Linked DNA regions of Homo sapiens: all the other regions are linked to region 3. A link is a loop called in an ENCODE intact Hi-C map of the cell type or tissue named here. Cell type or tissue: ascending aorta. All regions are shown on one strand. Each heading gives the region's core, and the rest is flanking DNA. Links, peaks and the distances in the headings are about the cores only.

Region 1 (10,385 bases), core at 2,039-7,038, 350 kb after region 3:
GGATTACAGGCGCGAGCCACCACGCCAAGCCATGGAACCAATTTTTCAAGTGAAATTTTACTTAGAGGTCTGTTACGGACTAAATATTTGTATCCCCTCAAAATTTATAAGTTAAAAGCCGAAACACCTCCCTGCCATATGATGGTATTAGGAGGTAGGACCTTGGCAGGTAATTCGGTTTAGATGAGAACATGAGGGTGGAGCCCCCATCCTGGGATTAATGCCCTTAAAAGGATAAGACATGAGGTCTCTCTCTCTCTCTCTGTGTCTCTCTTTCTCCCTCTCTGCTCTTTCTACATCAACTATGTGAGAATTCAGCAAGAAGATGACCTTCTGCAAACCAAGAGGGGGCTCTCACTAGGACCCAAATTGGTTAGTACTTTTTGTTGTTGTAGATATGGGGTCTCTCGATGTTGTCCTGGCTAGTCTCAAATTCCTGGCCTCAAGTGATCTTCCTGCCTCACCTCCCAAAGTTTTGGGATTACAGGCATGAGACACCATGCCCAGCCTGGCTAGCACTTTGTTCTTGAATTTTTCCAGCCTCCGGAACTGTGAGAAATAAAATTCTGTTATTTAAGCTACCCAGTCTACGGTACGTTATTATAGCAGCCTGAGCTAAGACATGGTCTCATATAGAAAAGCCAAATTCAGGTCAGGCATGGTGGCTCACGCCTGTAATCCCAGCACTTTGGGAGGCTGAGGCAGGTGGATCACCTGAGGTCAGGAGTTCGAGACCAGCCTGACCAACATGGCGAAACTCCGTCTCCACTAAAAATACAAAAAAAATTAGCCGGGCATGGTGGCACGACTATAATCCCAGCTACTCAGGAGGCTCAGGCCTTCTGAATCGCATGAACCCAGGGGGCAGAGGTTGCAGTGAGCTGAGTTCGTGCCACTGCACTCCAGCCTGGGTGATAGAGCAAGAGTCTGTCTCAAAAAAAAAAAAAAAAAAAAAGAAAGAAAGAAAAAGAAAAAAAAGAAAGAAAAGAAAAGCCAAATTCTAATCTTTGGATAGGTTTGAGAAAAGTGCCTAGGAGGTGCAGAAGAGAAGACCCTAAAGGCATATTTTCAGCTATGTGACAGAAGTGGTTTGAAGGCTTACAATACCCTGGATGGACAATACCCAACTCTCTGGCCTTCAATGTATATTTGGACTTCCCAGAACCACCATGGCATGAGTGGCTGTTAGTAGTGCCTGGAACTACATGCCACAGTAACAGGGAATCAAATAGTGTCTGGTGTATACCTCAGGAGTCTCTTGGGCATTTAGTCCAGAAAGCCTTATAACCTCTAGGAATTCTTACATAAACTAAATAGTTTCCAAACAAAAATAAAGAAGCAGCTTGGGTACGGTGGCTTACACCTGTAATTCCAGCACTTTGGGAGGCTGAGGCGGTGGATCACTTGAGGTCAGGAGTTCAAGACCAGCCTGGCCAACATGATGAAACCTTGTCTCTAATAAAAATATGAAAGTTAGCCAGGTGTGGTGGTGCAAGCCGGTGGTCCCAGCTACTCAGGAGGCTGAGGAGGGATAATCGCTTGAACCTGGGAGGCGGAGGTTGCAGTGAGCCTAGATCATGCCACTGCACTCCAGCCTGGGTGACAGAGCAAGATTCTGTCTGAAAAAAATAAAAAATAAAAAAATAAAGGAGAAGACCCTGAAAAAGGTTCATAATTGCATGTTGTAATGATTTTGTTGTTTTAGTTTTTAAAGGGAAAGAAAATGGCTTCTCACTACTAGTTTTCTTGTATTTTATGTGTAGTGGTGGCCTTGATTTGATGTTGTCCTAGTAAGCAGCTGGCCAGAATTTCCATCTTCTCTCCATTGCTTTCAGTATTCCTGTGCTCCTGAGGTGGATTTGGTCTCTATATTCCTCTTCATTATGGCTGCAGTGGATGGAATCAGAGAAGAAACTGCTGAGGAAATACTTCCCTGGCATTCGATGTGAAGGATGAGAGTTCTGTATAGAAGAGTGTCATTATTGCCGTGGCCAACTGAATAAGGAAGGAGGTTTTGGTTTAAATGTGTGTGTATGTCTGTGGATACACACACATAGTACAAAAAGGCCAAGAAGAAGATAAACCAACATATTGCTAGTGGTTACCTCCAGGTGATAGGTTTAGAGATCATTTTTCATAATATATTTTATTATATTATTAATATATGGGCCAGGCACAGTGGTTCATACATGTAATCCCAGCAATTTAGGAGGCTGATGTGGGGGGATCGCTTGAGCCCAAGAGTTCAAGACCAGCCTGGGCAACAAAGCAAGACCTCATCTCTACAAAAAATGTAAAAATTAGCTGAGTGTGGTGCTACACACCTATGGTCCCAGCTACTCAAGAGACTGAAGCAGGAGGATTGCTTGATCCTAGGAGTTTGAAGCTGCAGTGAGCCGTGATTGTGCCACTGCACTCCAGCCTGGGAAACAAAGTTAGACTCTGTCTCAAAAACAAGAACAGGCCAGGCGCGGTGGCTCATGCCTGTAATCCCAGCACTTTGGGAGGCCGAGACGGGCAGATCACGAGGTCAGGAGATCGAGACCATCCTGGCTAACACGGTGAAAGCCCGTCTCTACTAAAAATACAAAAAAATTAGCAGGGTGTGGTAGCAGGCACCTGTGGTCCCAGCTACTCGGGAGGCTGAGGCAGGAGAATGGCGCGAACCAGGGAGGCGGAGCTTGCAGTGAGCTGAGATTGCGCCGCTGCACTCCAGCCTGGGCGACAGAGCAAGACTCTGTCTCAAAAAAAAAAAAAAAAAAAAAGAACAAATACATATATATTTGCATATATATGCATCATGTTCATAATAAGATAAAAGCAATCATTGCTTATTTAATGGAAATAGGTCCTCTGCTCTTTATATACCTATATATATCTTCCTGGGAACACTGCATGGAAAGGTACACAAAAAGGACCAATGAGGTGGAAATGACAACCCCTTACTGGGAAACAAATAGCATTTGTACAAAATTTTTATAATAAACCATTAAACACCAGGTATAGAGGCTTGCAGTGACTCATGAGGAATTTATCAGATTTCGTTCGTTTTGCAAAATGTCCCTAAGTGAAGAACTTTAAACTTCAGTCTTCTTCCTCTCTTGTCACTTTTTATTCAACATTCTTCATGTAGACTGGGCATGGTGGCTCACACATGTGATCCCAGGGCTTTGGCAGGCTGAGGTGGGAGGATTACTTGAGTGCAGGAATTCAAGACCAACCTGGGCAACACAATGAGACCCGATCTCTAAAAAAAAATTCTTTTAATTAGTCAGACATGGTGGTGCACAACTGTAGTCCCAGCTACTTGGGAGGCTGAGGAGAGAGGATCACTTGAGCCTAGGAGTTCAAGGCTTCACTGACCTGTGATCATGCCACTGCAGTCCAGCCTGAGTGACAGAGCAAGACCCTGTCTAAAAAAAAACAAAAGAAGGTACTTCATGTGGATGAAGTTTTCAAAGTCATATTTTCTGTCATGTCTTCTGTTAAAACATGTTTTATTAACAGTTAATTAATTAAATAATATTGAGTACTTTCCTGTCCCAGGCTTTTTGTCTAAGGCCTGAATAAGATGAATGAGATATGTTCTTTTCTTTGAGTTCTAGAGTAGTGTAGGACTCTAGAGGGACACAAACACCATGAAATAAAGTGTTTTGATGGAAGTTTATAGCAGGTAGGAGCACAAAGTCAGAAAGGGTACACTTTGACAGTGGTGGAATGAGCGTGGGATGGGTAGGTGATGGTGAGCAAGGTCCTCGATGTGAAAGTGATGCTTTAGCTTTAGTTTTATTACAAGTTTGACTGGAAGTTAATAGGGCCCAGAGAGGTTAAAACAAAATTCTGCAGATTTGTTCTTGTCCGGATTTCACCCGGGTTTGCTCTCTGGCTTAAAATCCTATTTCAACAGCATGATATGTTTGTGCTCACTTTGGCAGCACATATTCACCCCACCCCGCCTCCCAAAAAATACAAACGAACCATGATATGTTCATTAGATTTCACAAAAGGGGCTCCTTGTAAGTCTTGACAGCTTATACTTAAAATGCATGTAACATATCACCAATAAAACAGCATCACCAATTTTTTCTATCACAGTGATGGGAAAGAAAAAAATAATCCCGGACATGTAGGAGTTGGCGTGGCACTCACAGCTAGACTTTGTTGTTCTCCCGTGAGCATAAACAATTTCAAAGAGTACCAACATCCGGCAAGGTCCCTCTGTGATGGTAATGAAGTGAGACAAAAAGGAGGACCACTGCATAATCATGTCTGAACACAGACAAAACACGTTCAAGCCACAGAAATTAACAAATATCCCCCTCTCCTGGCTAATGTGAGTGATTGCTACTGCTTTTTGCTTTTATTACGAGGTGGGGGGCGAATTACAGCTTTAGCCTTAGTATAATCTAGCATGGTTTTATATCATTGACTGTAAATATTTCTTGTTTTTAGATATTTATGACTTACACCTTTTCTCCTTTAACAGTTATTCTTGATTTTGCCTTTCCTGAATTCACGATCTAAATTCAAAATTATAAAACTATTAAGATGTCTTTTTTTTTTTTTTTTTTTTTTTTTTGAGACGGAGTCTCGCTCTGTCACCCAGGCTGGAGTGCAGTGGCGCAGTCTCGGCTCACTGCAAGCTCCGCCTCCCGGGTTCACGCCATTCTCCTGCCTCAGCCTCTCCGAGTAGCTGGGACTACAGGCGCCCGCCACCACGCCCGGCTAATTTTTTTTTTATTTTTTTTAGTAGAGACGGGGTTTCACCGTGGTCTCGATCTCCTGACCTCGTGATCCACCCGCCTCGGCCTCCCAAAGTGCTGGGATTACAAGCGTGAGCCACCGCGCCCGGCCAGATGTCTTTTATACCTAAACCATATTTTGGGTTCCTAAAATGTTCATCAGGTAATAATAATAGGCTGAATGTTTATGTCTCCCCAAAATTCATATGTCGAACTCTGAACCGCCAACATGATGGTATTAGGAGGTGGAGCCACTGGGAGGCAGTTAAGCCATGACGGTGGAGACCTCACGAATGGGATTAGTACGCTTATCAAAGGGACTCCCAGAGAGCTCTCTCTCCCTCTTTCTGCCATGTGACACAAGAAGTCAGCGATATGCAGGCGGGCCGGGCGCGGTGGCTCATGCCTGCAATCCCAGCACTTTGGGAGGCCGAGGCGGGCGGATCACAAGGTCAGGAGATCGAGACCATGGTGAAACCCCGTCTCTACTAAAAATACAAAAAAATTAGCTGGGCGCAGTGGCGGGTGCCTGTAGTCCCAGCTACTGGGGAGGCTGAGGCAGGAGAATGGCGTGAACCCGGAAGGCGGAGCTTGCAGTGAGCCGAGATTGTGCCACTGCACTCCAGCCTGGGCGACAGAGTGAAACTCCGTCTCAAAAAACAAAAAGAAGTCAGCAATATGCAACCTGGAAGAGAGCCCTAACAATAACCAACCATACCTGCTCGTTGCAGTGGCTCATGCATGTACTCCCAGCACTTTGGGAAGTCGAGGCAGGAGGATCCCTTGAGCCCAGGAGTTGGATACCAGTCCTGGCAACATAGGGAGACCCTGTCTCTACAAAAAAAAAAAAAAAAAAAATTTAGCCGGACGTGGCGGCACACACTTGTAGTCCCAGCTACTTGAGAGTCTGAGGTGGGAGGCTTGGTTGGGCCTGGGAGGTGGAGGCTGCAGTGAGCCATGATCTTGACACTGCACTCCAGCCTGAGCAACAAAGAAAGACCCTGTCTTCCAACCAAGCTGGTACCCTGATCTCGGACTTTCAGCCTCTAGCACTGTGAGAAATAAATTTCTGTTGTTTATAAGCCACCACTCTATGATACTTTGTTATAGCAGCTCTAAGTAACACAAAGATTTGTTCCTCAATCCTATAAAAGATAATAAGAGTAAATTTATCCAACTATTAAGTAAAAGCTGTTATGAGAGCTTTTCTCTGCTAAACTTAGTAATAATGGTGGTGGTAATAATGATAATAATAAACTTTACAAATCTAAAGAGTTTAACTTAAGTTAATCATACATAAAGAAAATATGGCCAGGCGCAGTGGCTCAGGCCTGTAATCCCAGCACTTTGGGAGGCTGAGGTGGGCGGATCACTTGACTCAGGAGTTTGAGATCAGCCTGGGCAACATGGCAAAACCCCATCTCTACCAAAAATGCAAAAAAATTAGCCGGGCAAGGTGGCATGCACCTGTAGTCCCAGCTACTTGGGAGGCTGAGACATGAGAATCACTTGAGCCTGGAAGGCAGAGGTTGAAGTGAGCTGAGATCGCGCCACTGCACTCCAGCCTGGGCAACAGAGCCAGACCCCATCTCAAGAAAAAAAAAAAGAAAGAAAAGAAAAGAAAATATGATAATTAAATATTCCTTCCTTTACCAGAAAAAGTAAAACTCCATGGTGGCTTACCTCTTTTAGGAGATTATCTGAGTATCTGAGCCCTGGACAGATCTTCTAGATCAGGGGTGTCCAATCTTTTGGATTCCCTGGGCCACATTGGAAGAAGAATTGTCATGGGCCACACATAAAATACACTAACACTAATGATAGCTGATGAGCTTAAAAAAAAAAGCAAAAAAAAAACAAAATCTCATAATGTTTTAAGAAAGCTTACGAATTTGTGTTGGGCCACATTCAAAGCCATTCCAGGCCTCATGCAGCCCACAGGCCACGGGTTGGAGAAGCTTGATCCAGAGACTTTCTTAAATAACCCTGATTTAATTGTATTCATTAATGGTTCAAACATAAAAAGTAAAACTAAAAATTGCTAAACAAGATAACCCATCACAGACTTAAGTTTGTCCTTAAAATATAAGCTTCTCATAGAAACTAAATCAGTTCACATTTTGTATTATAAACATTTTACATTTTCTGCGTATTATGATGTTTTGATATTTTTAAAAACCTTTCTGACTAGGGGGAGACTGCCCCTCCTGGGGCTAGCCAAGATTTAAAAATAACAAAGGCCCAGCCAGGAGCATCTTTAATATGCAAACTAACCAATCCAGAGCCGTACCTCCTCTGTTTGGCCCAGATACCCCAGGAGGCCACATTCCTCTTCTTTTTTTTTTTTTTTTTTTGAGATAGAGTTTTTGCTCTTGTTGCCCAGTCTGGAGTGCAATGGCGTGATCTCGGCTCATCGCAACCTCTACCTCCCAGGTTCAAGCAATTCTCCTGCCTCAGCCTCCCGAGTAGCTGGGATTACAGGCATGCGCCACCACGCCTGGCTAATTTTGTATTTTTAGTAGAGACGGAGTTTCTCGATGTTAGTCAGGCTGGTCTCGAACTCCCGACCTCAGGTGATCTGCCCGCCTCCGCCTCCCAAAGTGCTGGGATTACAGGAGTGAGCCACCGTGCCCGGCCCACGTTCCTCTTCCTAATCATCTACTGTTACCGGAAAAAGGGTCTTGTTCCAGATCCCAAAGAGCGGGTTCTTGGATCTCATGCAAGAAAAAATTCAGGGCAAGTCGCAGAGTATAGTGAAGTTAAGATAGTTCACTATACTCTGATTAGAGACTACTTTATTGCAGAGTAGGGTGTCCTCAGAAAGCAAGGAGGAACAAAATCACCTCAAATACAATGCTTGCTTAGATAGGATAATAGAGCTAAGAATAACGGTCTTACGTGCTTTATTACAAAGGCTTGTGATCAGCTTGTGACAGGATAGTAGCATTGTTATTCTCTTTTATAACTATTGATTTCAGCAAGAATTTATGGGTATACTATTATCTTTAACGTGACATTGGCCTGGCGTGGTAGCTCACTCCAGTAATCCCAGCACTTTGGGAGGCCGAGGCAGGTGGATCACTTGAGGTCAGGAGTTCGAGACCAGCCTGGCTGACATGGTAAAACTCCGTCTCTACTAAAAATGCAAAAATTAGCTGGGCATGGTGGTAGGTGCCAGCAATCCCAGCTAATTGGAAAGCTGAGGCAGGAGAACTGCTTGAACCTGGGAGGCATAAGTTGCAGTGAGCCGAGATCACGCCATTTCACTTCAGCTTGGGCAACATAGCAAGACGCCGTCAAAAACATAGATGAATAAATAAAAATTTTTAAAAAGTGAAATGTATTCTTAAACTAAGAGTGCATTTTGTTCTTAAGATATTGGGACATCAGGACATTTCCTTAAGTTGTGGATCTTATGTAATTAGCCTCCTTAACTTGTCCCCTCAACCATAAACATCTTGTGACCAAGAGTTCCCAACCCCCTGGGAATGTAACCCAGCAGTTTTGGCTTTATTTGGCCTTTATTCAAGATGCAGTCACTCGGGTTAGGACACTTCTTTTTTTTTTTTTTTTTTTTTTTTTTTGAGACGGAGTCTCGCTCTGTCGCCCAGGCGGGACTGCGGACTGCAGTGGCGCAATCTCGGCTCACTGCAAGCTCCGCTTCCCGGGTTCACGCCATTCTCCTGCCTCAGCCTCCCGAGTAGCTGGGACTACAGGCGCCCGCCACCGCGCCCGGCTAATTTTTTTTTTTTGTATTTTTAGTAGAGACGGGGTTTCACCTTGTTAGCCAGGATGGTCTCGATCTCCTGACCTCATGATCCACCCGCCTCGGCCTCCCAAAGTGCTGGGATTACAGGCGTGAGCCACCGCGCCCGGCCAGGACACTTCTGACACTAGGGCCAGGTACCAAGCAACTAGAAACCATCCTTATGTAGCCCAAAGCCCAAGGCAGTTATTCAAACTAGCCAGTCATAAACTGTTCACCCTGCCCTGCATTGCCTATTGTATGGAAGTCCCAGTAAAGGTCATGGCCTAAATCCTCCCCTTGCTCGTGTCTTCTGCCTTCAGACCACCCTGATGTCTTTCCCATGTGGCCCTGCATGATGTACCTGGCCTCCTGTCTGTACAACCTGTGAGTAAATAAACTGTTTTATTTCTGAGCCTCTCTGACATCTCCTCCAGTGACCATACCTGAGGGATCATCTCATAAAAGAATTACAAGCCAGATGTGGTGGCAAGCATCTGTGGTCCCAGCTACTTGGGAGGCTAAGGCGAGAGGATCACATGAGCCTAGGAGTTTGAGGCTGCAGTGAGCCATGATTTTGCCACTTCACTCCAGTCTGGGTGACAAAGCTAGACCTTGTCTCTGAAAAACAACAACTAATAATTTGCAAAACAGATGGCTAAATTGATTGCCTTGGCCCAGACTTATCAACTGACAAAATGTAAAAGAAGATTTTTATATTTATAGTAAACTTGTGATTTTAAGATAGTTCATAACATCACAACGGTTTAGAAACAGAGATTTTCTGACCTCTCCAAGAACCCTCATGTCTGAAATGGTGAATTTGAAAACTTGGAGATGTTTTGCCATTATCCAAGAAGGTAATCATAATAAAAACATTTCAGCCAAAATGCTTCATAATTTCTCTCTCAGTAGCAGAGATAGATTGGCCACAATACTGAACCAACAATGGTGGGGCAATTTTGAGAGATATTGTCCAAGATATTTTCAAGGAAGTGTCCTACCTGCAGTTGTGCAATCTTGCAAGACTATTAGGGTAGGAAATGGGCAGGAAGTACAGCCTTGAGGCCCATTTTAAACCTCTCCAAATGGGTTGTGAGTGTGTTCTGGTTATCATGGTCTATTCTTATGGTTGGTTGAGTCCTCATCTTGCTATAGAACTGAATATAGTGATTTTTTTAATTGCTTGCTTTTATGCTCCTGATGTGGGAAATCTCGAGGTATCTCCCTAGTAACAGGGACACACATCTTGTTGGTATCATTATTTTTAAATCCCTTAACATATTACATTTTACTCCCTTAACATATTACATTTTACTCAAAAACTCCTCTATCCTTGCCATGCTCAAATTCATAAAAAAAATAAAGACAATTAATAGAATTCTCAAATTATAATTATCAAAGCTTTCAAAAATCCTTGGACTTCCCAGGCCCAGAGAACTGTCATTAGCCCTGATGACAATGAGATCAAAGCTCTCAAAGATCCACAGGTTATCAACTTCTAAGTTAATAAAAGCCTGCTTCATGCATTTGGGAATTTCACTTCCAATCCCAGATACTACTGATTTACAGTCTAATATGGCTGAATATTCCAAGAGACTCATATAATACCTCCAGCATTATGACCGACAAAGTGCATTTTCAAAGTATGTACCTAAACATCCTCTGCATGATCCGCAACCTGGAGATCTGGTCTTCTGAAATAGGCAACAGAAATACAACTTCCCTGAACCTTGGTTAAAAAAAAAATGTCTTCTTGTGCTGGGCACGGTGGCTCACGCCTGTAATCCTAGCACTTTCAGAGGCCAAGGCAGGTGGATCACCTGAGGTCAGAAGTTCGAGACCAGCCTGGCCAATGTGGTGAAACCGTGTCTCTACTAAAAATATAAAAATTAGCT
Region 2 (10,385 bases), core at 2,243-7,242, 96 kb before region 3:
TGTACCCTTCAATTAAAGATAACATTTTATTTTAAATGAAAGAAATTAAGGGATAAGTATGCTGTAGAACTTATCACTGAATAAATCAGTACAAGGTTCAGTAATTCAGATTCAATCTATAGCAATTAAAATATGAGTCAACTGTCAAAAATGTGCTTCACATTCGATTTTTCAGGAAGACATTTATTAAATGAAGCAAGGCAGATATTTGAATAAGGCCACAAAATCACAATCATGAGCTCATTCCACTAAATGCACTGAGAGGACCTTCACCTCACAAAATCAAATGCTGTGTTTATCTGGCTCCATTTTACAACCTGATACAATGCACCATGCCCTACAGTTGAAAAGGTGAACCAGCACATGTAGGAAATACTAGAGTTGACTCCTGGTTTACAGGAAAACACGTGATTATCCAGGACACGGCAGAATCTGATGTAAGAATTCCTAAATCTGTTTCACAGACCTACTGCTCATGTACATAAACAGGTATAAAGAAGCAGAGGGAGCAGCAGCAAGTACGCTGAAACATATCCACTTATTTGTAGCACTGGTGACAGAGTCAACTATGCAAGGTTTCAGGATTTGTTTGGGTAACAATTAAATTCACTTTCAAGTCAACAAATTATCATAGTATCCAGATGGACCAAAAAGTTCTATGCAATTTCCCTTCATCTTGTCAAATCTATCTACAGACCATCTCGGAGAAGACATTACAGCAAGAGTCAGCTACTTTACTGAAATGGGTTACCAACTTTCTGATCACTGTTTTATGTCCTTATGTGGGTGAAAATTTTAATCAAGGAGTATCTGGAAGGGAGATCTACTCAAAAAGGTCATGAATCTCCAATCACCAATTGGAGATTCAAGTAAATTAGCAAACTCCCCCTTTTAAATGTTAATCTCCTAGAGAGGCTGCCATAATCATTTACCTGAGCTCTATCCCAATAAAGTAAGAGGAGTGAGGTTGAAGAGAGAAAGAGAAAGGAGAAAAGTGTGATGGGGACAAAGGGAGGAGGCAAGTGAAGAACAGACACTAGAAATGCAGAGAGAGGTAAAAAGACACCAAAGATAAACTCTGCAAACAGCTGCCTAAAATACATTTTCCCTCATAGGAAGCCTGTTAGCAGAGAAAAGATTTTGCTGCTACATGTTTAGGGGGCATCATTTTCTTCACGTAAATTTATCAAACAATTTGAAACAATTTTTGAGTATTTAGTTCCTAGTTTTGGTTTTGACTTTCTTGACAAGTGGCTTTAAGGTTAATAACTAAACTTTTATCAATGTTCTTATTCACTCAAAGAACAAATATTTCTTGAGTGCTTAAAAAATAAACAATTTTAGGGTTTCTCAGCCCTGAGTGCATATTAGAATTACCTGGGAAGATTTTTTTTCCTTAAGTTCCTTGGCCCCTGAGATTCTGATTTAATTGGTCTAGGGTGGGATCCAGGCAGGGTTGAAAAAACAAACAAAAAATCTCCCTTGCAATTGTAATGTGCAGCCAGGGTGGAGAACCAGGGGTCTATTTCATCTTAATGTAAAAAAACCTTCCCCCATTTATTTTGAAATGTATTAATTTCTCCTTATTCAATATTGTTTCACCCAGATTCTCACCACCTCTCACCTAGATTAACATTAACCGCTTCTTAGCTATTTTCCCTTCCTCTTGTCTCTTCCTAATGCAATAAGGAATGCTTGTCTAACTAATCGGTTTGGTTCTGAAACAGTATTCCACTGAGTCATTTTAAGTATAACAAGATCACCAAACAGATCATTTTCATCAAATAGAGAATATACTGTATGTGTGTTCCTGTATGTATGTGTGTGTATGTATGTACATATGTATGTATAATCTCAAACACACTCTATTTTTCTTCAGTTCCAATGTACCTGCCGTCATTTACACATAATGAATAGTGGTCTCTCTACATTAAAAAATACTGCCCCTAAAAATTTCGTGGCTAAATTTTATCAAAAACAAATGGCAAATGAGTCACCCAAAGATATCTAATTTAAATGAAAAAAAAGAGCAGCACAAGATCTTGTTTACTCTGATTTTTGAAATGTTCCCACAAGAAATGCTCATTCAACTGAAGAGAAAAAGTAAAATGAAACTTATGATGAATGAATGTTTACCATGAACAGATATGGTTCTGCTTTGTGTTGAAGCTTGCCTCAGAAAACCAACTGAAGGCTTAAAAGCCAAAGGCTGTAACTGCATCAGATGATATTCATATTTATGAGAAATATTATCAAATACAATAAAGGGGATATATAATAAGAAGACTGAACAAGTATATGGCTTACACCCTGCCTTTTAAGGGGCTCTATTTCTTCTCAGGGATAGCAAGACAGAAACATAAAAAGAAAATAAAACCAGCACTGCCAAGTAAGTGGTAAAGACAATAAGTACCATGGGAATTCAAAGAAACAGGAGATTCTTGTGGACTAAGGGAGTTGGAGACAATTTCTTGGAAGAGCTGGGGCTTCAATAAAATTAAATAGACGGAGAAAAGAGGGAAATCCCAAGCATACAGATGATCTTGTACAAAGATGAGGCAGAAATGCACAAAATGTATTTGAGAGACAGAGAGTTGACCTAGTTGGAAGAGAGGATTCTATGTGGGAGCATTTTGGGGAATAAGGTTGCAACAATAAAGTGGAGCCCAACAATGAAAGTCCTGAATGCCAAGCTAGGATGCTTAAACTTTGTCCTGCAGGTAGAAGGATCCTTTATAGGTTAGAAAGAACAATAAGAAAAAAAAAAAAAAGAGGAAGAAGAAGAAAAGAAAAAAATCACTATAATGATGCAGTCTGAAACTGTTTTACTTGAAGCCTTTGAAGAACACACCAAGTTGCATAATATCTTGCTAACAGTCATGAATATGTGAACATATTATTTAGGAAATCTGTTCTGAGTGAAGGAGTAAATACTCCAACATGCTTTACAAAATATAAAATCAGTGGTCGATTACACATTCATAGTTCTTAGGATCATTGCTAAAAGAATCACTGGGTGGAAAGCTTCAATTTTAGGTTTTCCTCCTCTCCCCACTTTGTTCCAACACAAATACCTTGATTTAAGATCTAAAAACTGAATACATCTGAAATTGTCTTGTTTTGAAAATAAGTGGTATTTTACTACTCCTCATTATGGGTGAATTTACTTACTATATTGTTTCAAAATGACGACATCTATTAAAATAATTTTGTCCAGATTTATTTCAGCAAAGCAGATGAAAACAGAAATAAATAACAAATTTAAAGATTATAAAAAGTAAAAAAAAACCTTTCATCAAATCAAGACATATCTAAAATAATCCAGCATTGGTTTATAAGAGAGTGTGTCCCTAACAAAAAATGCCAGCCACAACAAAGACTACCAGAGAGTATATGAAGAACATTACAATAGCCAATTTCTCACCCAAAGTGATAAACCTTTAATCCACAACTCCATAAAGAATGGAGATAATTTTTTCTCAAAAATACCCTTAAAATTGTTGGCTTTCTACTATAAAAATTAAGACTCTAAGATAACTCAAAACAAGGATTAGCTTTCTTCTAGTAAGCAGACATGTAAGTGATTGATGATTTAATTTACCACTGCAGCAAATACTAATTTAACCACCACTACCTTCTCAACACCAGGAAAATGAAAAATCTCAGTCTTTAAAGGCATACGTGACAAGAAAGAAGCCAAGAATATCGTAGGATGATTAAACCACACAGAAAAACCATGGCAATCCTGCTGCTGTACTCTGAAAAAGGATATGCCATTCTTTCAGGCACGTATGCCTTTAAGGAATATGTAGAGATTATGATTTTTGTGTTTCGTTTAGTTTGGTTGGGTTTGGTTTTCCGGGAAAGACGGGAAGATCCAGGAGAGTTGAAAGAAGTGCATTAAGGAAGGTGTCAATGACTCCCTCCCACCCAAACTGGGGAAACTTGCTTTAACAATGATGCTCTTTCACCCCTAACATCCTACCAGTTTCTATACATCCTTCAGGCAGCATTCCTCCCCTCCCCTATTGCTTGATTCGCCCCTCACGTTCAGGAGAACGGGCTGCCCCGACTTTGTTAGTCTGGCGGTCCCCGCGCACCCGCCCAGACCCGCAGAGTCCAACAACGCAGCCACGCAGCCACCCACTCCCCGCACCTCCTCCTTCACAGCCAGCTTCCCCTCCCCCCGTCCTGTCACCTGCTTGGGTGGTGTCCGTCAGGTCGTAGCCGCTGCCCGGGAAGTCTCGGAGTTTCCGACCACTGAGGCTCAGGATGCCGGAGCTGCCCGCCTCTTCCAGGGCCCGGTCCAGGCTCCTCACGGTGTGCTGAGGCTGCAGGCTCCCCGGGTTCCACGGCGGCCCGTTGGGGAACGGCTGACCGAAAAGAGTCGGTACCGGGATGGGGACCACCAGGGTCCCGCCGCCGCCGCCGCCTCCCCCTCCAGCCCCGCCACCTCCCCCTCCAGCCGTGCCACAGCCACCGCTACTTCCACCTCCACCACAACCGCCGCCCCCACTGTTACCGCCTCCTCCCTGACTCGCCGCCATGTTCCTGGGAGAGAGAATAGCCCCCGACAATACTGTCAGCCTGTGCCGCGAGTGTAAGGGGTTCTTAGGACGCATGCGCAGACTGGGGGCGGGGGGTGGGGGGCGAGGTAGAGAGTGGGAAGGAACCAGGGGGCGGGCTGGGAGGAGGTGTTGGATAGAGAAAAGATGATGTTTGAAAGTGCAGAACGCTTGCTTTAAGAAATGTATGATAAGAAGGATGCTAAATCCCGGTTCTGCTGCTTTGGGTACCAAAGTCTTGCGAAACGACACCAGGCGAACTATAGGTCATCTGGGCTGTATGTCCCCAACTCTCTAAGTTGCTTCACTGTTTCCGTTCTGCAAAACAGAAACAAATATATGAGCTAGGGATGAAAGGGATTCGTTTCAGAATATACAGAAACAGCACTTAGAAGGGCTATGGGGCAGCTTATTGAGAAGCTTACTGCAAATGCCTCAGGAATCCTTTACCAGTGTTAGAGAAACGCTGGGGAGTCACTTGGGGAGGGAAATGAGTGCAGTGTTGAGTTTGGGGCATATATGAATTTCTCCATAGTTTAGAATTCTATAATAGGAAAAGATTTGTAAAATGTTTTCAAGGAAGCCTCTCGTTTCAATGTATGTAAGTCTCAGCCAGACTGTTGCCTTCCAAAACTTGGAAGAGTTATCCACATTCTGTTCTATCACTCTTTGAAGTTGTGCCAAGATCTCCAAAATACCTCTAGTTTCTTCTCATCGTGTCAGTACTGCCTGATGAAAATCTCTTTGATCATCAAACAATCTTAAGTTATTTCTGAAATACAGGTTTTGTTTTTAGATGGAATTCTGAAGATTTAACCCTGGGTATTATGAAGCCAATCGATCTTGAATTTTAGGAGTTCATTCTCAGAACCTGAAGATATTTTTAATGTAGAAGACATAGAGAAGAAAGTTCAAAGTCCTTTATCTGGCATTCCAGGCCTCCATAATTTAACCCCAGACTATCTAGCCGAGTTTATCACCCAACCATTTAGGCCACTGCCATCCCTTTACCCACTACCCTCTCCACTCTCAATCATAGTCATTCAAATCTTTTTCTCTAGTATTCAGTAAAGTTGATGAAGAAAACTATCAGAATGCTTGGACATATTCACTTATCATTGAGTATCCTATGTATCTCTTTTACACCTATTTCAATTTGAGCAATGTGTCAACAGCCTCATTTTTTAAGAGAAATCTCCACTTCAAAAAAGTATATCTGCCATAGGCTCTACTTTATAAAAGATTACAGGAAAGAATTACAACTTGTCTAAATTGATTTGTGGCTATACTGGTTAACTAAAATGATTATGTCATGAGAAATTACATTCACCATATGCATGACCCAGAAGGAAGAAAACAGAGAATCAGACTCTGTATAGTGAATTAGCAAGTGAGATAAATTATTAAAACACACCGGTGTCAAAAAGGCATGTTGCACCTTATATCTCATCTTCCTTATATCTTAAATCAAATTATTAATTCATAATTCATAATTAATTGAGAACTTCAGAATTAAGATGAATGAGAAAGGACACTAAGTTCATTAGAGAAAAGATTAGGAAAGAAAATATTTTAATAATTAGCCAATGAGAATTTTTGCAATTATTTAAAACAATGTATTGGACTCCAGGAAAAATATGTCCTATCAGGATACCTGTCCAGTGAAAAAAGGCATGTACAGCCAAATTTAAGAAGGAAAATAATTTTTCAAAAAGTTGAAAGATAATCTAAGAAAATGGGACGCTTATTAAGTAAGCTATGTATACCTTAAAATCAGACAAAATAACATGTTGTAGAGCTCTTTGACAAGAACACCAAGGCCAAAAGATTTAGAAGAGAGGGCATAAAGTTTAGAAATTTATTCTGAACTTTTAACTCCCTGTGTAATACTTGGGAAAGTGGCTTAAAAGCTCAGTACTTCAGTGTCTTCATATGTAACAATGGAAAATAATAATAATAATAATATTTTTAAAGTGCTTGCTACTTGCCAGGGAGTGCTTTGTATATACTTACTTGTCTATCGATCCTCATAACAACCTTGTAAAGTAGGTACTATTATTCTTCCATTTTATAGATGAGGGAAAATAGTACATACCTACTATATGATTGTTGTAGGAATAAATAAAGTCATACATGTAAAGTGGCAGGCACATACCTGACATTCATTTATTCATTTAATAAGCATTTAAGGAGCAATTACTCTGTGCCAGAAACTCTCCATGCCAGTAATACTATAGCATTGGGCACTCAATAAGTGTTAATCTCTTTACTACACCTCTACTCCTTCAAAAACTAAAATAATAAAGAACATTCAAAATGTAGGACGCCAAGGAAAAAATTAGTAAATGTCCTGATAACTGTGGGTAAAGACATTATCTGACATATTGCATGAATTTTTTGATTCAGTCTATACTAGAGGATATTTTACATTGATTACCACTGCAATGCAGTCCCTGAAATGACACATTGGTAACTGGTTGAATTACAGCCAGCAGTCAGAATTATCCAAGCCAAACTTATGAAATGTATGTTGGTAAGTCACCAACTATATGACATATACCAAAGATTATACAAGGAGAACAGAGGGAAAGTAGGGGAGTTTTGAACAAAACATGCAGCCTCTACTAAATCACTGGCAGACTCCAAATGTAGTTTCTGTTCAAAAGAACTCTAGAGAGGATTTCTGAAATTCCAGGCCAGTTTATAGTCACTGCTATTCCAAACAAACACTTATAAATATATGGAGAAAGAAAGGCACAACCAAATGTCCAAAGCTACAAATTCTATTAAAGGTCAAGATTATTGGGCTAAAGTACAGGATGTTCTTACTAATCTGTAAATAAATCAAATGTGAGATATGTTTTAGCTCAGGATCCAGAAAAAGGCAACCAACTTGGAGATTAAATAGCTCAAAGTATATTACGAATTTTTAAAAATCTTGATCAAGACCCAGGAAAAAAACATGAAAATCTCTGTAGTCTGTTTTTTGAAAACATCAGCTCAACTAAATGCTAACTTTAGGGGGAAAAACGAAATGTTGGGTGTCATCAAAACATGTATGAAAAACCTGAGAAAACATGTTGGTTTACCCCATACTAAACTATTGGAGTGAGCTGCAGCTGGAATGAGATATGCAGTTCTGCTCACTCCAATCTCAGCACAGTCTTGAATTAGAGAAAGCCTTGAGAAATGCATACAAAATGATTAGAGATAAGGAGGAGGAAATTCACTTGGCCCTCCTCTGTCTAGTAACTTGATCTTCAGTCTCTTCCAAAATCCCTGTTCTTTCATGGAGCCTTGTAAAGGACTATACATTAATGTGTTTTAGCATAATTTACCACATACTATATACAGCATCTCTGATCCTCCTTCACCTATCTGTTCTTGATTCTGCCTTTTCAGATAATCCTTTGTCCTGCTTTAACCAATCCTAACAAATTAATTAATCCCAAAGTTAATATTTATTAACTCATAAAGCATTTGGACAAATGTATGAATGATCACTATTACTTAAAAGGAGCTATTACATACCTAGTCTTCAAGGTTGATGTCAACAAGCACTATTATGTTCCATCTCGGTTAGAATCTCTGCCCTGACATTTGAAAAATGTGAGATGTTAGACAAGTCACTTAACCTCTCAAAGTCTCAGATACCTCATCTATAAACCAGAGATCATTACATTATTAGCTATCTTTAGGAGTGTAGTGAGAATTATATGAGATAATTGTATTAAGTAACTAGCATATTAATGATTATTTTCAATGGTTCTGGGTTCATTCTGTCAATAGGACACCTATCTGAGTGGACCATGAGTTAACAGCAGAGCAGTTCCTAAATTCTTCCATACTATTGTGCTACCAGCACTAATAGGCACTTCCTTTAGTGTCACTGTTGAGGTTATAGCCTTGTCAATTCACCCCAAGTTCCTGCCTCCCCTAATCATTGTGTTTTCACTATAAACAGTTAACCTGACTCCAATTTCTGCTTACTGCCTCTAATGCAATCCCGGATTTTGACCTCTGTGTTTCTAGTATTTTAACCTGATATCATGAAATTTATTTAAAATATATGTTCCATATCCTTCTTTAAAATATGTCCTAAATGTTTTTGTGTACACAACATCGGTCTGTTACAAATTTTGAAGTTTTCTTATTAGAGTAGTATGTAAAGATACAGAGATTGTTAAATTTTGCTAGTGTAGCTTGGTCAAAGGAAAGTAAGTAAAACATCACACAAAATTACTGTAAACCTGTTATGTCCAATTAGAAAACATAATGTTGAGGAAGATTTTTAGTCTTCCTTAAGATTACATTGGAAAATCTCCTCTTCATATATAAACATGGAAACACACATGCTATGATGTATAAACATGGAAAAACACCTGTTTGGGAGATGATTTGCCCCCTCCAAAACTCATGTTGAAATTTGATACTTAATGTGGTTGTGTTGGAAGGTAGGGGGCCTACTGGGAGGTGTTTGGGTCATGGGGCAGAACTCTCATGAATGTCTTGGTGCTGTTTTCGTGGTAGTGCATTTTCAATCTCTTGAGACTGGATTAGTTCCAGAGAGAGCAGATTGTTATAAAGCCATTTCCCTCCTCCTGCTTGGTTCTCTTCTTCCCACTGACCACTTCCCCTTGACCTTCTCTGCTATGTTTTGGCCTAGCACTTGGCCCTCACCAGAAGCCAAGCAGATGCCAGCACCATGCTTCTCATATTTCCCAACTTGTAAAACCATGAGCTAAATAAACCTTTTTTCTTTATAAATTACCCAGTGTCAACCGGACTTGATGGTTCATGCCTAAAATGCTAGTGCTTTGGGAGGCCAAGGTGGGAGGGTTGTTTGAGGCCAGGAGTTCGAGACCAGCCTGGGCAACATAGCAAGACCCTATCTCTACAAAAAAAAATTACTCAGTCTCAGATATTCTGTTATAACAACACAAAACAATCTAAGACCATGACATATGCCCTTTTCGGCAAGTGTGTCTTTTATATTTTCCTCTTCTTGCAGTATGGGAGAGGGAACAATTAAATAGGGTCTTTTCAAGCGAAATCCAAATGCCTAAAAGTAAAACCTAAGTAATTATCGTACTACCTCTAAGCAGGCATAATAAAGTGCCCATAATAAAATGCCCATAATCCTAACAGGTTGGGATGTGAAGGAGAGAAGATCCTTGAGCCCAGGAGTTCAAGACCAGCCCTGGCAATATAGTGAAACCCTGTCTCTACATAAAATTAAAAAAATAAAAATTTAGCCGGGAGCAGTGATGTGCACCTCTAGTCCCAGCTACTCAGGAGGCTGAGATGGGAGGATCTCTTAAGCCTGGAACTTCCAGGCTGAGTAAGCCTTAGCTGCTCCACTGCACTCTAGCCTGGGCAACAGAAGGGAAAAAAAAAAAAGAAGATTGGAATGAAATGTTGAAGAATCCAGTTGGGCATCTATGAAATTCTAATCATATTTTTTTACTTTAAAATTTGCTTCAATCTTAACCATTCTATATAGCATTTACTTCAAGTAAAGTTGACTGGTTTACAAGTTTATGTTTTTTAGTTTATCTTCCTCAATTGATTAAACTTATGAATTTCTGTTGGACTGTTATGAGGCATCTCCTAATGGCAATGCACCCAAATTACAAGGGGTTTTGTTTTATTTTGTTTTGTTTTGGTTTTTGAGAGTCTGGCTCTGTCACCCAGGCTAGAGTGCAGTAGTGCAATCTCAGCAGCTCACTGCAACCTCTGCCTCCAGGGCTCAAGCCATTCTCCCACTTTAGCCTCCCAAGCAGCTGGGGCTACAAGCACTCACCACCAAACCTGGCTAAT
Region 3 (10,385 bases), core at 1,704-6,703:
AGAAAAACTCATCTAGGGATTTTGAAGTAACAATATAAAAAAGACTAGATTAATGCATGCATGCAATTTTTAAAAAAGATAAACGGTAGAAAAACTCACCTAGATATTTTGATGTAATGATTAAAAAAAGACTAGATTAATGCATGTTTACAATCCTTCTGAATGCTGCACTAATACTCCCTGATTCAGAACTTGGAACCTAACTACTAAAAAGGGAGCTTGAAGATTCTTGGATATACCTTCTTCATTTTACAGCTGGTGTTAATGAGACTTACATGAAGTTGAATGGCCCAAAGTTGCTCATCTAATTAGTGGCTGACAAATATATCTTTACTAATTATTATGCTTAAGTGACACAAATGTGAGATATAGGGTTAAAACTTTACTCCTAAGGACAAAATATACTACAACCAAGAGTTTTCTGCACCAGCCCAGAGGAATATACTTGAAATTCAACTTTCAAGCAATGGATAATCACGTGAGTGTAATAGAATTGCACAATAAGCTTGTTCACGTGATATTAAAGAATTCATGTCTGTTTTAGGACTACTTGATGTATAAAAAGGTATCTTTTATGTATCAGAAAAAAATGCAGTTAACTAGATTCTACCTGGAGCCCTTAATTCACAAAGAGTCTCTTCCTGTACTGCACCTTCATGAAGGATACAAAGGTCAAAGAAATAAGCCAACTTCAATTATTTATTTTTAAAACGAACTTCAAGTTGAACGTGGATTTAGTCCAATATACTATATTTGTCCCTCGGTATCTGTGGGGGATTAACTCCAGGACCCCAGTGGATACCAAAACCATGGGTCCTCAGGTCCCTGATATGAAATAACATAGTAATTGCATATAAGCTATACACATCTTCTTGTATACTTTTTTTTTTTTGAGACGTGGTCTCACTCTGTTGCCCAATGTGCATGAAGCTTCCTAATGTAATTTGTGGCAAATGATTTGGAGAGAGAATGTTTCTTCATATCACAAAAATAATACAGGTTAATTGCAGAAATTTTTCAAAATACAAAATACCAAAAATTATCACACACACACACACACGCACACACACACACACACACACACACACATGCAAACTTGTAATAGCTACGTCCGTATTTATTTTACTGCCACTAAGCCTTCTTCCACAGTAAAGCTTTCTACACTATTTATCCAGTTCCCCATTGCTGGATAGTTAGGCCGTTTTCAGTTTAAGTTTTTGTAAATTATGCTTGTGGTGAGTTTTCGTGTACTTATATATTTGCAGTACCTCTTCAATTCATTACATATGATAATTTTCCAGAAGTAAAATTGCTGGATCAAATAGTACATATTTGGAATGCTACAAAGAAGTTGCTGTACAGAAAGGTTGTACCATTTGACATCCCCACTACCAGAATACTAAAAGGCTTGTTTTCTCATAATCTCATTTACAAAGAATATGGGATGGATACATTGCTTTCAATGTCTTGCTTGCTAATGGGTAATTAGGGTAAGGAGCAACAGTATGGCCAGGCGCAGTGACTCATACCTATAATCCCAGCACTTTGGGAGGCCAAGGCATGTAGATTGCTGGAGCCCAGGAGTTCCAGACCAGCCCGGGCAACATGGAGAAACCCTGTCTCTACAGAAATAATAGCCAAGTGGGGCGGTGTGCACCTGCAATCCCAGCTACTCGGGAGGCTGAAGTGAGAGAATCATCTGAGCCTGGAAGGTGGAGGCTGCAGTGAGTGGCGCCACTGCACTCCAGTCTGGGCGACAGAGCGAGAAACTGTCTCAAAAAAAAAAAAAAAAAAGCAAGAAGAAAAAGCAACAGCATAAGGCAATGAGCCCAGCAATATTTCCCAAGCTTCAAATGGTTTTTCCCCCATATGAAACAGCAGCTATATAAGTCACAAACCTCTCCCTCTCTGCCTTGAATAACATCAGAAGTACAACATTGTCATAACAATCAGTTGGACAATGCCGAGAGATGTGCAGTCTAGCTGTTTGGCAGTATGTGAACAGAACAAAGAAACAGGCTGACTGAACTTTCCATTTTTGCCTCATTTGGCACCAATCATAGCATGAATTTTCTGTGTGTGGTCTTCAAACCAGCATTCTCAGCCTCACCTGGGAACCTGCAAATTCTCAGGCTTCACCTCAGACCTATTGAATCAAAACCTCTGGGTGTGGGTCCCAGAAATCTGTGTTTTAACAAACCCTCCAGAAAATTTTGATGTATACTAAAATTTGAGATTATGCGGGATCTTACTTCTTAGTGGTAGTTAAAACTCCTGCCCAAGATCAGGTGAAATTATAGTGCTTACCCCTTGTCTCCATCTCTCCATCCATCAGTCTTTCTGCTTCTTACTTTTTAATGTGCCAAACTCCCTCCCTCTCTCCTGTCTACTATATCCCCACTCTAATACTCTATCCAATAATAATAGTGGATGTTGGGTGACCCTCTGCTTGGCTGGATCATTACCACTCTATCAGTGTAGCCATCTTCGTCTGATCTTAGGGTTCCTAGAGATAGGGCCTATGATGTACTAACAGATTACACTGTATTTATTGGTTCGGGAAAAGGGAATCATGGTACAACCAGAAGTGGCAGAGTTGGGAGATCTCTCTCAAGTCCCAGAGCTCATACTCTTAACCTTAAAAGCACTCACGCCTTTGCTTCATCATTGGTCTCTTTCTGGGATGTTCTTTCCCGCCTTTGCTGACTGTGGATCCTGCCCATCCTTCAAGATGGAGCTCTGTTATGTTAAATGGATTTAAGTGGGGGAAAATAAAGTTTGTACATGGTTTGGCCCTGTTGTGGTTTGATCTCTGGCTGTGCTCTCCTATTTTATTTCCTTCCTGTTTTTATCTCCCACACACCTTCCCAGCCACACCAGCTTCCTTACTATGCCACTAATACAGTAAGCATGCTCCTGCCTCAGAGCATTTGCACTTCCCTTTCCTCTTAGAACACTTTTCACACCTAGGGCAGAGGTCCCCAACCTTTTTGGCACTAAAGATAGGTTTTGTGGAAGACAATTTTATCATGGATTGGGTGTGGGCAGGGGGGATGGTTTCGGGATGATTCAAGTGCATTACATTTATTGTGCACGTTATTTATATTATTATTACATTGTAATATATAATGAATATACTGAATGAATATAATGAATGTAATATATAATGAAATATACAATTTAATGTAGAATCAGTGGGAGCCCTGAACTTGTTTTCCTGCAACGAGACGGTCCCATCTGGATGGAGGTGATGGGAGACAATGACAGATCATCAAGCATTAGATTCTCACAAGGATTTTGCAACCTAGATCCCTTGCATGCACAGTTCACAATAGGGTTCACGCTCCTATGAGAATCTAATGCTGCCACTGATCTGACAGGAGGTGGAGCTCAGGCGGTAATGCCAGTGATGGGGAGCAGCTGTAAATACAGATGAAGCTCAGCCTCCTCTCACCTCCTGCTGTGCGACCTGGACAGATACCGGTCTGTGGCCTGGGGGTTGGGGACCCCTGCCCTATGGGACTCTTCCCCTACACATTTACATGGCTTTCTCCTTCTGGTCATTCAGAATGCTGCTCAAATGTTACTTATTACACTACCTCAGAGGGGCCTTTCATGACCACCCTATCTGAAGTAGCTCTGTAATCATTTTATTTCCTTTTGTTATGCCTTATTTTTCTTCATAGCATTTCTCATGATTTAACCTTTAATTATGTCTTTATTTGTTTATTGTTGCTCTTGACCCCGAATGCAAGCTCTGTGAGGACAGGGACTTTCTAGATTTTTTCCTTTGTTATTTTATCTCTAGTGCCTAACGAAGTACTTGGTATATATAAGGTGCTCAAGAAATATTTTTGGATGAAAGTCAGAGTTATGAAAAAAATTGATTTTTTTTTTTCTCTGAGACAGAGGCTTGCCCGTCACCCAGGCTGGAGTGCAATGGCGCAATCTCGGTTCACTGCAACCTCTGCCTCCCTGGTTCAGACGATTCTCCTGCCCCAGCTTCCCGAGTAGCTGAGATTACAGGCGCCCACCACCACGCCCGGCTAATTTTTGTATTTTTAGTAGAGACGGGGTTTCACCATATTGGCCAGGCTGGTCTCGAACTCCTGACCTCGTGATCCGCCCACCTCGGCCTCCCAAAGTGCTGGGGTTACAGGCGTGAGCCACTGCGCCCGGCAAAAAATTGAATTTTTAATGACACTCGGGATATTGCAAAGAATGCAATAAGCAAAGATTGGAAAAAATGCACCAAAATGCATTAGAATTTAAGAACTGTAGGAAATTTGTATTTCCCCACATGTACTTTAACATATTTTATAAATTCCTGAAATAATCATATTTTACTTATATTAGAAAAAATAAACACATTTGTGGGTAAAATAAAAAGCATTTAAGTTGCTTTTTGATTTGTACATCTCATGCTTTTTTTTTTCTTTAAGAGATGGCGGGGGGAGGGGGAGGTGGGCGGGGGGGTCTCACTGTGTTGCCCAGCTGGTCCGGAACTCTTGCCTCAGGTAATCCTCCCACATAGGCCTCCCAAAGTGTTGGGATTACAGGCGTGGCCACCGTGTCCGGCCCTACATCTTACGCCTTTAGTCCTGCGGGTTTTTTTGTTAGTTTGTTTTCTGCCACGGGTCTGGCGGAAAGATTTCCCTACTCCAGCTCACTGCTGCCTGTCAACCACCAGATGGCAGCATTCAACTTCCAAAAACTGGCCTTTCGTTAACTTCTCACAAACCGCAGTAAAATAAAGGAAAAAAGAAAACTCTTATGGTTAAACAAATTGTGGAGTTTTGGGCTACTTCAGAAAATAGATATTCGTTTGAAGGTGGAAAATATTTTATCCTTAAACCAGTTTCTCAATTTAATTCGGACAGTTGATCTTCAGGGTATTCAAACAACTAATCCTGAAAGTCTACTAGTAAAGAGGAGTTATGGCATAATTTTGCATTTCTCAGAACCACACCTGGCAGCTGTGGTAGTCAAGACCAGCCTTCTTTGGAAACGTTTTGGCATCTGCGCGAAAAGCGTAACTTTAAGACCTCTGAACAATTCTTCTCCCATCGCCACAGCTATAACTAATGCTCCCCCAAATCACTTTCCTTTACCAGATAAGTAACCAGGGAACTTTAAACGCCTGTTCGCTTTTTAAATTCAAATATCCCTCAGGGAATTTGAATTGTTATAGGTTTTTGTGTTTTGTTTTGTTTTTGAGACAAGGTCTTGCTCTGTCCCCCAGGCTGGAGTGCAGTGGCATGATCTCGGCTCACTGCAACCTCCACCTCCCGGGTTCAAGCGATTCTTGTGCCTCAGCCTCCCAAGTAGCTGGGACTACAGGCTCGTGCCACAGCACGAGGCTAATTTTTGCATTTTTAGTAGAGACGAGGTTTCACCATGCTGGCCAGGCTGGTCTTGAACTCCTGACCTCAGTGGATCTGCCCACCTTGGCCTCCCAAAGTGCTGGGATTACAGGCGTAAGCCACCGTGTCTGGCCATGAGTTGTCATAGAATTTTAGTGTCGTAAATCGTAATAAAATATAGTTTTATTTTGATTTTAAGGAAATAAATCTGGGACTAAGGGCTTAAACAACTTTCCCATGATTAGATAGCTACTTAGTGGCAGAGCTAAATGAAACAAGGCCTAGGTCTCCTACCTTCAGCCCACTGTAGGCTTTATGTTTATTTAGGTTCTGCTATTATATATATCATACTGCTTTTTTTTATGAATATATACCTTGCAATAGTACGCTGTCTGGGGCTCGCTTTAAAATATTTTAGAAATCAATCACCCATTCAGCAAAATATATAAATTATGTATAATTTATAAATAAATATTAGCTGGGCATGATGAGGCAGCCGCAGTCCCAGGTACTCGGGAGGCTGAGATGGGAGGATTGCTTGAGCCAGGGAGGCAGAGGCTGCAGTGAGCCGAGATCATGCCACTGCACTACAGCCTGAGTTATGGAGTGACACCCTGCCTCAAAAAAAAAAAAAAAAAAGAAAAAGAAAAAAACAAGAAATTTATAAATAAATAATATACAGTATATGAAATTATATAATAAATATAATAAAGTTTTTTTAAGAGTATATCTTATTGAGATACCAAGGAAGGAACATTAAAAAAGATGGAATGGAAAATGGAGAGGTTGAGGATGAGGACAAATTTCTTCCAGTTACTTCTTCATCTACTGGTGATGCTTGACTGAATCAGCTGTGTGATCTTAGGGAAGTCATTTCCCCTCTATAAGCTTGTTTCTTCATCTGGTAAGTGAGGTCTTTAGGAACGATGGCCCTAAAGGTACCTGGAAGCAATATGCATCTCAGCTCCCTACGAAAACCCCCAAATATTTAAATTCCTCTTTGGATTTTCTGAAAGGGATGGCAAAAGAAGCCTCAGATCAGGTAGAGCCCCATGGTTCTGACTAAATCATTTCTGACAGCTAGGCAGTTCCACGGCCCCACAGTTCCTCAGAATGCTCCAAAGCCACCAGTTCTGAACTGGGACTGAAGTCTTTAGGAAGCAGCCATACTTAGTGTTGCAGTTTCCCCATAGCTTAAGGGTACCCAAGGAACATGGCTATGTACCACTCCCATGGCTCCCCGAGGCTTCCATTTAAATGTAAGAACACAGACTGAGGTGGACCAAAGTTTAAATCCCACCTCTGCCACTTCCTAGACGTGTATGATCTTAGTTATTTCTAGTTCTCAATCTCCCCATAAATAAAACTGTTGGGAAAATTCAGTATTCAATAAAGGTGAGTAAGAAGGTAGATAGAGAGGTAGACAGAGAGGTGATAGGATAATATATTTGAGATATTGAATTTTTGCCCTCCAGGAGTTCGCCCCCTTCCCATTCAAAGTGCTAGTCATTTCGGTACTCATTTTCTCAGTGGTGGCATGTGACTATCATAAGGCATAAACAGTAAGATCTTTCTGACTTAAGAGGGCAAAATCTTCAGGCAGTGGTGTGCTGGAGCCGGTTCCAACTGGCTCCTTGAGCTAAAATTAACCATTTTAAAGTAAACAACTCAGTGGCGCACATCTTGTTCCAAAACATTTCCATCAATCACTACAAAATAAAACCCCACACCAATTAAGAAGTTACTCCCCATTCATCCTCCTTTCAGGCTCTGGTAACAACCATTCTACTTTTCATTTCTCTGGATCTTCCTATTCTGGATATTTCATATAAGTGGAATCGTGTGCCCTTTTGTTCCTGACTTCTTTCACCTAGTGTGACGTTTCTAAAGTTCATCCACTTTGTAGCATGTATCAGTACTTCATTCCTTTTTACGGCTGAATAATGTTCCATTGTATGAATATACCACTTTTGTTTGTCCATTCATTAATTGATGGACATTTGGACTGTTTCCTCTTTTTAGTTGTTATGAATAATACTACTGTGAACATTCCTGTATAATTTTTTTTGTGTAAACATATGTTTTAAATTTTCTTGGGTATATATATGGGAGTCGAATTTCTGGGTCATATGGTGACTGTGTTACCAGAGTTGTGAATAAATGCCTACAATCAGCCATCAAGAGCTATTTGGAAATCAGTACGTGGAAAGATATTCAACATCATTAGCCCTGGGAAGGGGGAAATGTAAACCAAACCACAATGAGATAACACGTCACATCCACTAGGCAGATAATAACAAGTGTCAGGGAGGATGCAGAGAAACTGAAACCCTCATACATTGCTAGTGAGATTGTAAAATGGTGCCGCTGCTTTGGAAAACAGTCTGGTAGTTCCTCAAACGGTTAAACTTCGAGCCTTCATTTGTGAATGCCTCCTGGGCATGGGAGGGGGTGGTCAGGCCCTGAACAGAATAGCTAGAGAAGCTTCTTCCCTCCTCCCCCTGGGATGAGATAATCATTAAACACATGCCCATTCAGATAGACAGATGGATATGTGGATCTGATATTCACCTCTTTGGTGTCACCTCACATCTTATTCCCACCCCCATCCCCAATTCTCACCTTCCTGAGTGGTAGATATCCTACTGCAATGCAAATTCTCTCCAAAACAACTAATGCAGAAAAGGTAATCCATGGTTTCCCCTCTTTGTTATAACTGATTTTCTGGGGGGTTTTTGGAAGTGCGAGCAGAGACTTACCATGTAACTTACATATGCAGTTCACATTACGTATTGTCCTGCCACTGGATCTGATTGCCACCATTCCACTCCTGGAAATGCCCACTTCATTCCTTTCATCCTGTCTAGCTCCTTCCCATCCTGTGAGATCCAGGTCAAATCTCGTGCCCTCTGTAAAATTTTTCCTCAGTTAAATCCAGGATAAAAGTGCCCAGTGACTGGGTAGCATAGCTCCCGGATATCCTAGTACTCGTAACTAAACACCGTAAAATGCTGCTTTTAAAAACTTAATATAGTGAAGCACATGATTTTTTTTGGATTTATGTTCCACTTTATGCTAAAGACATGGTGGCAGGCACAAAGAGTTTAAGAAATAGTTAAGGGGCCGGGCGGGATGGCTCACGCATGTAATCCTAGCACTTTGTGGGGCCGAGGCAGGTGGATGGCTTAACCTCATGAGCTCAAGACAAGCCTGGGCAACAAGGTGAAACCCGTCTCTACAAAAAATACAAAAATTAGCCATGCGTGGTGGCATGCGCCTGTAGTCCCAACTACTTGGGAGGCTGAGACAGGAGGATCGCTTGAGCCCAGGAGGTTGAGGCTGCAGTGAGCTGAGATCGCTCCACTGCACTCCAGCCTGGGTGACAAAGTGAGTACCTGTCAAAAAAAAAAAAAGAAAGAAAGAAAGGAAAAGAAAAGAAAGAAATGGTTAAGGGAGATAAGTTTAAAATGAAGTAAATGTGAACTAAATTTTGTGTGGAATGCGTTGGTTAAAGACTTTCATTGTTTGGTTTTACTTGGAATACTAATGCTTTGTAGCTGTATTGTTTACCTTCTCTTGGGTGGTAAATAGGTGGGATGAGGAATTGATAGGTTTGGGTTCTGGTCCTAGCTTAGTTGTTAACTAGGTATATACTCTTTCAGCTCCTTTAACCCTCTCTATGAATCAATAGGAAAATGGGAATGGTACTACCTATTGATAAACAATTCCTACAGATTCTATCTTCTTTTCTTTGTAAACCCTTTATTACTCCCAATATTCGTTCCCTGGTTCAGACTTTCATCATTCTTAGCCTAGGCTCTTGCTACCCAAAATGTGGTCTTCGGCCAAGTAGCAGCTTGTTGGGAACACAGAATCTTGGGCTTCACTCCAGACCCTAACAAATCAGAATCCACATTTTGAGATCTTTAGGTGATTCATATGCACATTAAAATCTGAGAAGTACTGGCCTAGACTAATTACAGCCTTTTAGCTGGTTTCTCTGTCCCCACCCTGGGCCCTTCCAATCTACCTTCACGTTGTAACTAAGAAGAACTTTTCTAAGCCAAGATTATATCACTTCTCTATTTAAAATCACTCAGGAAGCCAGGCACGGTGGCATGTGTCTATAGTCCCAGCTACTCAAGAGGCCAAGGCAGGAGGATTGCTTGAGGCCAGGAGTTCAAGGCCGCAGTGTCCTATGATCTTGCCTGTGAATAGCCACTGCACTCAAGTCTGGGCAACACAGTGATAACCTGGCTCTTAAGATAAATACACGAAATAAAATCCCTCAGTGGCTCACCATTATAAAATAGCAATATGAAAAGAGCAAAGGCAGTAGAATCAAACATATTAGGGAATCATATGTTTGAACCAGTAAGTTTTGCGGCTTTTTTCTTTCTTTTTTTTTTTTTTTAACCGGTTCTCGCTCTGTTGCCCAGCCTGGAGTGCAGTGGTGCAATCAAGGTTAACTGCAGCCTCGACCTCCTGGGCTCAAGCCTCAGCCTCTGCCTCCAGAGTAGCTGGGACCATAGGTATATGCCACCACACCTGGCTAATTTTTTTAATTTTGTAAAGGCTAGTTTGTGACTTTTGACAAGTGATACAAGCTTCTCTTGGTTGTAGTTTCTTCATTTGTAAATGGCAAAAAAAAAAAAAAGCCCACTAACAAGTCTATATATGCAGAAATGTTTGCAGATGAAAATGGGATGTCTGAGATTTGGTTTCACATAGTCCATGGAAGTGGAGGATGTGTAGGGGTATAGATAAAACAGGAATGGTGTGGAAGATTGTGTTTTCAAATATGGCAGCAACAATATCTCCCATTCTATGTGCTCTTCTACAAGGTGACATTGACACTCACCCCATTTAAGAGGTTGAATCTAATTCTGCTCTCTTTGCATCCTAGCAAACCTTGTAAATCACTTAGAACCAATATAGCAGAAGTGATGCTGTGTGACATCTGAGACAAAGTCAGAAAACTTCATGAAGCTTCCGCCTAGTTGTCTCTGGACACTTACCCTG

Evidence for each region. Peaks named below come from ENCODE experiments on the same cell type or tissue, not always from the same donor. Only the 100,000 strongest peaks of a DNase experiment are listed, where the experiment ranks them.
Region 1: a loop joins it to region 3, with 10 times the contacts of the local background. A loop is called at or near these places in 19 of 110 quality-filtered maps.
Region 2: it touches region 3 in a loop (2.1-fold over the local background); 7 of 110 quality-filtered maps call a loop at or near these places.

What each region holds. Positions count from the first base shown.
Region 1 is chrX:115,675,356-115,685,740 of GRCh38, forward strand. No RefSeq gene overlaps it. Among named protein-coding and RNA genes, the nearest start is that of PLS3-AS1, 120 kb to the left of the region's middle. RefSeq lists enhancers at 5,050-5,601, 9,959-10,385. In ascending aorta, for the core only: a CTCF peak has its summit at 4,330 (motif pointing left); no DNase peak of the experiment used is centred there; H3K4me3 peaks cover 479 bases; H3K27ac peaks cover 382 bases.
Region 2 is chrX:115,229,495-115,239,879 of GRCh38, forward strand. LRCH2 (leucine rich repeats and calponin homology domain containing 2) reads right to left here and starts at 4,602. Exons shown (of 21, transcript NM_020871.4): 1 at 4,199-4,602. The coding sequence starts at 4,547. In ascending aorta, for the core only: no CTCF peak of the experiment used is centred there; DNase peaks (open chromatin) are centred at 4,227 and 4,547; H3K4me3 peaks cover 1,824 bases; H3K27ac peaks cover 1,678 bases.
Region 3 is chrX:115,326,043-115,336,427 of GRCh38, forward strand. No RefSeq gene overlaps it. Among named protein-coding and RNA genes, the nearest start is that of LUZP4, 42 kb to the left of the region's middle. In ascending aorta, for the core only: a CTCF peak has its summit at 4,670 (motif pointing right); a DNase peak (open chromatin) is centred at 4,631; H3K4me3 peaks cover 979 bases; H3K27ac peaks cover 1,125 bases.